Linked DNA regions of Homo sapiens: region 1 is linked to region 2. A link is a loop called in an ENCODE intact Hi-C map of the cell type or tissue named here. Cell type or tissue: ascending aorta. All regions are shown on one strand. Each heading gives the region's core, and the rest is flanking DNA. Links, peaks and the distances in the headings are about the cores only. Region 1 has its middle 100 kb from the start of LINC00870. Region 2 holds the start of LINC00877 (long intergenic non-protein coding RNA 877).

Evidence for each region. Hi-C counts contacts between places; a loop is a spot of excess contacts. Peaks named below come from ENCODE experiments on the same cell type or tissue, not always from the same donor. Only the 100,000 strongest peaks of a DNase experiment are listed, where the experiment ranks them.
Region 1: it touches region 2 in a loop (2.2-fold over the local background); 5 of 110 quality-filtered maps call a loop at or near these places.

The regions. Positions count from the first base shown.
Region 1 is chr3:72,253,089-72,257,476 of GRCh38, reverse strand. No RefSeq gene overlaps it. Among named protein-coding and RNA genes, the nearest start is that of LINC00870, 100 kb to the right of the region's middle. In ascending aorta, for the core only: no CTCF peak of the experiment used is centred there; DNase peaks (open chromatin) are centred at 1,192 and 2,056.
Region 2 is chr3:72,098,747-72,103,134 of GRCh38, reverse strand. LINC00877 (long intergenic non-protein coding RNA 877) reads left to right here and starts at 2,680. Exons shown (of 7, transcript NR_104116.1): 1 at 2,680-2,966; 2 at 3,125-3,231. RefSeq lists an enhancer at 2,562-3,402. In ascending aorta, for the core only: no CTCF peak of the experiment used is centred there; a DNase peak (open chromatin) is centred at 2,194; H3K4me3 peaks cover 1,418 bases.

The DNA.
Region 1 (4,388 bases), core at 173-4,172, 150 kb before region 2:
AGCTTAATCCCACAATCCCAAGGAACGCATTGAGAATGTATTTGTCTGTGTAATCCAGTCATTTCTCAGGCTCATGTAATGGTGTTTTGGGTGGAGTAGGAACCAGAATTTGAACGACCAGATGAACAGAATTAGATGAGAATCCTTTTTCTGGTTGTCTATTTGCAGCCTCTAAGAAGTGAAGTCTCCTGACTCATCCACATTTGAGTTTGGACATATGCTACTGGGACTAATGAATTTAGATAGCTTGGATGGTGGTCCAGTTTCGGGGACCCCCATGATGGGGGATGGTGTCTTTCGTGGTAAACAAGATATCTGACAGCATAAACAGCACAGGGAGGAGCTCTGGGTACTGTATAATGAATACAAGAAACTACCCTACCTCACAGTGGCATATGTGTTTTCTGGAAAGTCACAGCTGTCAACTGAAGGGGAGACATCTCTAAACTCAAATGCTTCAGGGGCTTAAGCAGCTTTGCTGTGTGACCCCTCTAAGTGAGTGTGATGCGGAGAGCATGTCATTCATTTCTTCCAGTTGATGATAGGACTTGCTGGCCACCGGGAGCTGGTGCCAGGAGAGATTTGGGTTTCTGGAGGATGGTGGATTTTCATCTCCAGCAGCACCAGCAAGGAAACAGCAGTTTCAGTGCAAAGAGCTGCGAAATCCCAGCCTTCCTAGCCTCATGGCACCTGGGTCTCTTTCACAGATACACGCAAGCAGTGTTGGAGCCGGAACTGGCCTCTAGAAATGTCGACCAGTTGTCATCCTCACCAGCAGACTACCGGAGTGTTTATTTCTCTTCTGCTTTCGCCAGCTCTGGACATTCTCACTAAAAAATAAAACAACAAATCCTGCATGGCTTTAAGAAGTCTCTTTATACATATGCATACATAGAAGCCGAAGGGTCCCGAAGCCATTCTGATTGGGCAACAATTTGGAAGACAAATGATGACAGCCACATTATGGGGCATGGCCAACCGACTGCCATCCTGCTTGAGAGGGTCCAGCAAGCTGCACACATTTGAATGTTCACTCGGGAGAGCGCTCCTCTCTTCCTCTTCAATTACCCAGCATGGTTACATGGTGCTTTTCACTCACCAAGCCCTGGAGGTTAATTACTCCACACGGTGCCTTTTACCAGCAGGAGGTGTGCCTTGGCAGTCCTCAGCCCTGCACGTGGCCTGCCCAGATGGGTGGCACATCCCGCCCTCGCTGGCTGCTGGGTTTCAGTTTGTTTTTGTTTATGTTGGCTCTGTTTCAACAGAGCCTACAGATGTGGTCAAACTGGAAAGGGGGTGGGGGACTAGAAGCAAAGGGGGGAAATAAAGGCGCCAATCATTTCTGATATCATCTGATCTGAGCAGAACTTTTTGAAGGGGGCAGTGAGAAAAGCCAGGCTTGGTCTGGGCCTCTGCTGCTTTCTATTTTCGGTCTCGTCTCCATCCCACCCAGAGAGTGGGAAGCCCAGGCACTGGGGCTCACCTTAAAGAGCCCGCGCAGAGCTTGCTCGAAGCAGCTCTGATTTCCAGGCCACAGGCAGGAACGGCTTGGCTCATTGGCCTCTTCTCCTCTTGGGGCTCCATGGGACTGGCTTAGTCCTAATGAGAGCTGGCAGACAGAGAGGAAGCAGGGTTGACAGAGAGCTGACTGCCCCTCCCCAGGCAGACTTTTCACCTGGCAGGTAAAAACCATCCCAATTAGCTGCCACAGCAAGGCTGAGCCTGGAGCTCACAGCCCATCCTGTCACCTGCCTTCCCTGGTGGCGGAAGCAGAAGCAAGACTGGGGGGCATGGTGGGTGGGTGGGGGGCTGTAGGCTGTGGGTGTGTGGGAGGACCCAGTTCCCGGAAGAGGCTGCACTTTCTCTGGGGTTTCCACAAAGCCCAGGAGATCTCTTCTGGGACAAACCCTTGCCCCAGCAGGCTTGGGGAGGGGCAATGAAAGAGTTAAGGCCCTCACTTCTTCACCCACCTCCCTGCTCCCCTATGACTGTTCCAGTGGCCCCCCCTTCCTTGTGGGGCTCCTGCGGCTTCCACAGGGAGCCAGGCAGGGCCCTGCCCTTGGCTACATCTGCCAAATGCAAATAGTTGCTAAAGTTATTTAGTGTGTCCTCACGGCTCCTTTTTGTCACTGGTGTTCCCTAGGCAACTGCTGCTGGAATGCAGTCAACTTCTAGAGGTTCTTCACAGGCAGGAATAGAAAATGGCTCTTGCTCACTTCTTGTTTGGGGGCTTCTCTGAGTGGATCCTTACATTGGGAACTAGAGTCCTTGTTTTTCTTATTTGAAAAGAGGACAGCGAGAGAAAGCTGACCAAACTGCCCTCTAGAAGTGGAGGAGGTGGAAATTCAGGGTCCCTTTGCTACTTTCGCTGGATGGAGGTGACCAGGGCTACAGAGAATGGCCTTCAACATGTTTATTTCCTTCTGCCAAGACCTTCCCACAGGAGCGACCTTCCCATAGAGCAAGAGAGGTTTCTCTCTTCTTTCTAAAGATTATACAGATCAGTCAACTTTATCTTAAAGCTATATTTCTCATATAAGCAAAACATTTCTTATAAAAAGTTGGAAAATACAGATAAAGTATAAAAAAGGGAAAAATCTCTATACACATTTCCCATAATCCCATCATCCACAGATGATCACTATTAACATTTTGATTACATGCTTATATTTGTATAGACGTCTTATACAAATTACCCCCAAACCCAATGGTTTTACAGCGGTTCTCAAACATTTTTGGTCTCAGGACACTTTTACACTTGTAAAGTCATTAAGGACCTCAAAGAACTTTTGCTAGGTCAGCTATATCTATCAATATTTACTGTATAGGAAATTAAAGCTGAGATAATTTTAGAATGAAGAATGCACACACATGTATTCTATTAACTGTCACAGCAATAATGTTATTACACATCATATAACCTATGGGAAAGTCCACTGTACACTCTTGAGAGTGAACAAGGCAAATAACATGTTAGTAGTATTAGCAAAAGAGTTTGGACTTTGCAGATCCTCTACTAGGGCCTCAGGGACTCCCCAGGAGTTCCCAGATCCCAGACCATGCTTTGAGAACTGCTGATTTTAAAACATTTAGAATTTGCTATTGCTTATGAGACCTCTGGTCAGCTGGAGGGCTCTTCTGATCTTGACTGAGCTCATTGGTGTATCTATAATCAAGTGTGACAGGTGAGTGGCTCTGCTGAACTTGGTGACTCCCTTATGTATTTGAGGGTTAGCTGGTTAGAGTCAGATCGAAGATGGCCTCAGTTGAGACTGCTAAGCTCTCCTCCATGGGGTCTCTCATCCTCCAGTAGGCTAGGCTGGGTTTGTGCACATGTCAATGTCAAGATTTTGAGAGCTGGAACAAGAGCAAGAGTGAGAAGGCAAGGTGGGTGGGGAGGGGGAAGAGAGAGAGTCTGAGAGAGAGAGAGAGAGAGAGAGAGAGAGTGCAGGAGTGCTCATGGCTTCTTGAGGTCTAAAGACAGGAGCACTGACTGTCAATTTCTCTATATTCTATTGACCAAAGTGACTCGCATGGCCAGGAGGTGCAAAATAGACTCTACCTCTTTTTGGGAATTGTGGCAAAGTCACATTATAAGGGGCATGGATAAGGGGAAGGGAATAATTGTGGCTATTTTTGCAGTCTACCACATACCTTATGTTTGCTTAATGGCTGCATTATTTTCCACTGAATGGACATGCTATAATTTATTCAGTCCTGATTGCTGGACATCAAGGTTGATTTTAATTTTCTCCTAATATGAATGAGGCTAGAATGAGCATTCTTGTGCATGAATTCCTAGAAGGGAAATTGTAGCAATAAAAGGTATGAGCTCTGTTAAGGTTCTCCATCCATTCTGCCAAATCTCTCTCCAGAGAGCCCGCACCAGTTTATGTTCTCACCAGCAAAGGAGGAGGAGACTGCCTGTTGAGAGACTGATTTCTGCAAGTGTGTGTGTGTGAAATCAATCACTTGTTAAAAACTGTTCTTTATGCCAAGTGTAGACAAGGCCTGTGGTCCTCAGTAATTAATTCTGCGGAGTGAAGAGCTACTCTTCAGCCTCCTTCACAGAAATGGCCACAGCTTGAAGAGACTGCTGGGGAGGAGGCTTGTTGGTAGACTGCTGGTTCTGAGTCCATCTATGGGCATCACTTTCCTTTCTAGACCCTCACTGGTCTTAAATAGTTATTTGTTAGAGATTCAAGATGCATCTCTTCCCAAGAGAACAAGAACTATCTTTTTTTTCTTAAAAAATAAAAAAAGGTAATCAAGAGTGCTAGAAATAGGGGACTGAGCTCAGGAATGGAGTCCTTAGCCCTTGGTGAAACAGTTTGACCTTGGTTGTGTGATGGTGAGGCTCTGTGTATGGGCCAGTTGACTGAGGGCAG
Region 2 (4,388 bases), core at 273-4,272:
AAATAGGCTAAAGTGCGCCTAGAGGAGGCATCTGCTGCCCAGACAAGAACATCAGAAAGTGTGGGCTTTCTGGGCCAGGCATGGTGGCTCATGCCTGTAATCCCAGCACTTTGTGAGGCCGAGATGGGTGGATTGCTTGAGCTCAGGAGGTCGAGACCAGCCTGGACAACATGGCAAAACCTTGTCTCTACTAAAAATACACAAATTAGCTGGGCATGGTGGCGGGGCACCTGCAATCCCAGCTACTCGGGAGGCTGAGGCACAAGAATTGCTTGAACCCGGGAGGCAGACAAAATCGCACTACTGCCCTCCAGCCTGGGTGACAGAGTGAAACTCTGTGAAAGAAGGAAAGAAAGAGAGAGAGAGAGAGAGAGAGGGAGGGAGGGAGGGAGGGAGGGAAGGAAGGAATCTGTTTGTGAGCAGAGCTGGACTGCGGGCTGGTGGAAAGAGGAATGCCTCTGGAACCAGCCCCCTGATGTAGAAGATGGTGTTGGCCCCCTATCTCCTGCCTTTGGCATTCACCATTGCTGTACGCAACACCAGCTTCTTACTGAAGAAACCTGTCACTCTGTCTGGGGCTGTCTCTGGCCACAGGAGCATGCTCAGTCCATGCACTGGCCAGGCTGGAAGTGCCTGGGGTTGTCCCCAAGAGCAGCCCCAACCAAAGATGAAGGGAATTGGGTAAATGCCCATGCTCCCTAGCCTCTGGGATGATGGCTCTGAGGCAGGTTCTATTCTGCAGTCTCCCCGTAGTCCCCAGTGGGAATGAGCTTCATTGCACACAGAGATGACCTGCTTGTGAACAAACTCTCACTCTACTTCCTTCCCTCCGTTTCACTTCCTCATCCCCCTACCAGTGCTCCCTAGGGCCACTTCCCTAATTAAGTGTATGCGCTCAAATATTTGCTTCCATGGGAACCAAATTACCTGGTTCAAATCCGTACTCTGCCACTGGCCAGCTGTGTCTTAGGAACATTACTCCACTCCCCTAAACTGCAGCATCCTTGGCTGGGATTGTGAGATGACAAAAGTAGAACAAACCTCACCAGACAGGTGTGAAAATTCCAGAAAATAGTCCGTGTCAATAGTTTAGAGCAGCATCTGGCAGTCAGCAGACACACAATAAATGCTAGTATTTTCTTATTTATTATAATTATTGCTTATTATTGATAGCCCCTGAGATTTCCTTGGCCAAGTTCAAGTCCATTCTGAGAGTTCTAAGCTCTCAAACTTCAGACTTCCTCCAGGTGAATCTCCCTGGTTGTTTCAGGGAATCTAATTCATTTATTCACTTAACATATCTTTAGCAAATATTGACTTAACACCTATTATGTCGAAGACACAGTGCGACGGGGGATATAAAAAATAAGATGAGGTCACGGTCTCCAGTGAGATAAATCGTATCCACACATAGCTACTGTCTAAGGCAAATGGTGATAAGTGCTCTTGTGTGTGTGCCAATAGAGCATAAAATGAGTTCAGAGGAGGGTGAAGAACATTGTGTGTGGTATGAAGGAGTATCGTTGGAGTTGGGTTTGGAAAGGGGTAGAACTTTCCACAGTTCCAAAGAGTTGATGGAGGGGAGAGGATACAATACATGGAGAGGGGGGAAGTGATAAACTCTAGGAGTTTGGCATCCCAGAGACAGCTCAACTATGTCTTAATGTGAGATCCCATAGATTGATGAGCCTCTATCTCTCAGAGCTAAGAGGACAGCGGATGCTCCCCCAAATTATTATTACCATTCCTGACACTTACATAGCACTTACCCTGCCCTAGGAACTACAGGGGATGTGCTACGTATGTTAACTGATTTAATCTTCACCTTCAGGGTCAGCACAACTATGATCTCCACTTGACAGATAAGAAAACTGAGGCTGGAGGGGTTAAATGTCTTGCTCCAGCTCCCGCGGAAGCTAAGTGCCTTTCACCTAATCCTGTGTGGTCTGGCTCCAGGGTTCACACTCTACACTGCCTCTCAAGTGTGGCACCTTTTCAGGAATTTAAGGGAATATGTTGCTGTGATGTTGACAGGGCTTGAGGAGAGACTGAAAGAAAGCCCTTCAGCCCCATAGAGGAAGTCCCCAGAGGATGGATGGTTCTGGAAGTTACGGGTTACCAGGACAACGCATCCCCTCAGCCTGGCCACGCCCCCCGGGCTCCCGCTCACTGGTTGCAAAACTCAGCTTTGCCCCTGCACGGAGTTTCCCTTCGCGGGGCCCGCTGGGGAAGCATCCGCGGCTTGTGGTGGCTGTGGTTTTGTGCCCAGGACTCACACGTAAAAGGAGCTCATTCGGAGGCAGGGGCACGCGCTTGTCCCCAGAACTCAAACCCCAGAGTCCCTCCGGTAGGTGGTACAGAGGCGAGTTTGATCCTAAACAAAACAGGGCAGGGTCTTCCTGTTTGTTTTCTTCCTCCAGCGGGGAGCAACAGCTGCTAATTGGATAGTGAAGTGACCGATTTATTATTCTCTTACCCGTGCTGAGCAGAGCTGTAGGAAATCTCCGGGACTGGGAGCAGCACAGGGGGGTATCTCGGGGTCTCTCTGAGAAGGAGTTGACAGTGGGGACCAAAGCTGCCGGCTGCCATGTTTTATTTGGCCTGCCCAGTGTTTAAAAAAAATGTTTTTAAATAGATGCTGACATTTTTAAAAGGGGAAGATTATACATACACTTCTACATCTCCGACTTGTGTCAAGAAATGGGAAGTTCTGGGCCCAGATCCCCATAAGTCAGCGATGAGGGGGGCCGAGCAGGGGCTGCCCGTTAGACGGCCGCAGAGTCCCAGCCCCCAGCCCTGCTCACCTTTCTTACCTCTCTGGCCCCGTCGGCATTTGAGCCTGGGACCCCAGACGAAAGGATACGCTTCCTTTTAGAACCCCTGCCAATCTGAGGACGGGGCCACCCCACAGACGCCGTGGCTCAGCAAGCAGACCAATGGCCGAGGAGTCTGGCAAGGGGCGCTTGGTGAGTGGGTTTAATGACAGATTAAGTTGCCCATTAGGAAGCCATTAGAACACAGCGTGATGCATCACTGGGTAAACGAGAGAGGCTGAAGTCAGAGACAGGATCTTGGAGCGCTTGATCCAATTTAATTCTTCTATTTTTTTTTTTTTAAACCCTAGGCAGATGAGAGTGGAGGTTGTAAATCACCCTCCATGCAATGGTTCATCATAAAGGATATGGAGCAAAATTAGAGGAGGCACGAGAAGGAAAGCCGGTGATGAACAAGGTAGGGGCTGCTGCGGCGTGATTGAAGACAGGCTGGGAACGCGGGAGAAGCCGCTGAAAACTGGCTTGGGCTGGAGGTCTGATTAAGGCATCCCAAGCCAGAAAAACCCAGAGCCCAGCCTTCTGCTTTGCCTTGGGGAGTAGGATGGGGGAATACGTGTGCAGAAAACTTTCTGAGACAGTGCCTCATAGTGCCATCTACATGGAATATGAAGTCAATCAGAATGTCTCTAAATCCTGGCTCTGTTGGGTTTTGGCTGTGTGACTTTGGGTAAGTTACTTAACCTCTCTGAGTCACATTTTCCACCTGTGTTAAAGGAGGTAATCACAGCAAATGCAAAGGGTGGTGCTGGATATCAGGGTGGGCACCTGCTAAGTGATGCTTTCTTCTGTTTAACGTTGTAAAAGATGTAAATGAGACGGTCCCCAAATGAGGGTAGATTTTACTCCCCTCTAGCTCAGGTGGCGCTTGTCGGGGAGATCAAGCAGTTTCTGTTCCTCCCTAGTAAAAGCAGGAAGGCTTTCCTGGGCGGGGTCCTCTGAGTGCTGGAAGAGGGGGAGGGTGTCCACTCAGTGAGGAGGCAGGAGGGCAGTCTTGCACACACTGGGCACCTCTGGGCCTCCAGCACTGGATGTCAGCTGTGCTTGTTGAATGGATGTGCTGCCCTCAAGCCCCAAATCTGTTCTCTGCCCTTCTCTATCCTCTCTGTGCCCTGGGACGCTGACCCTGGCAGTACCTCACCCAGTGTCTTTATCTGGGCTCTCCCAAAAGCAGAGCCCCAGAAAGGATGTGAGGGCAGCCTGTTTCTTGGGGAGCTTATGGTGAATGTGGAGCTCCCCATGCAGGCCCCCCTTCCAGGAGGGACTGATTGCCCCCCTGTTGGCTCCTTCAGGATTTGCCTCAACTACAGAGACAGCATGGAACACGCCCTCCTAGGCTGCCCACATCCTCATCTGCATGGGGGCACAGAAGCCTGGCCATTCATCCCATGGGAGACTCAGGACATGCTCCCAGCAACCTGATGGGCTGCCCAAGGCTTGGCTGATCCTGCATCCCTGCATCACATCTCAGCTTCTCCCTCTGCCCAAATCTACTTCCTCCCCATTCCTTTCACAGGCATTGATTCCCTGATAAACACCTTGCACCCCATATTCCAT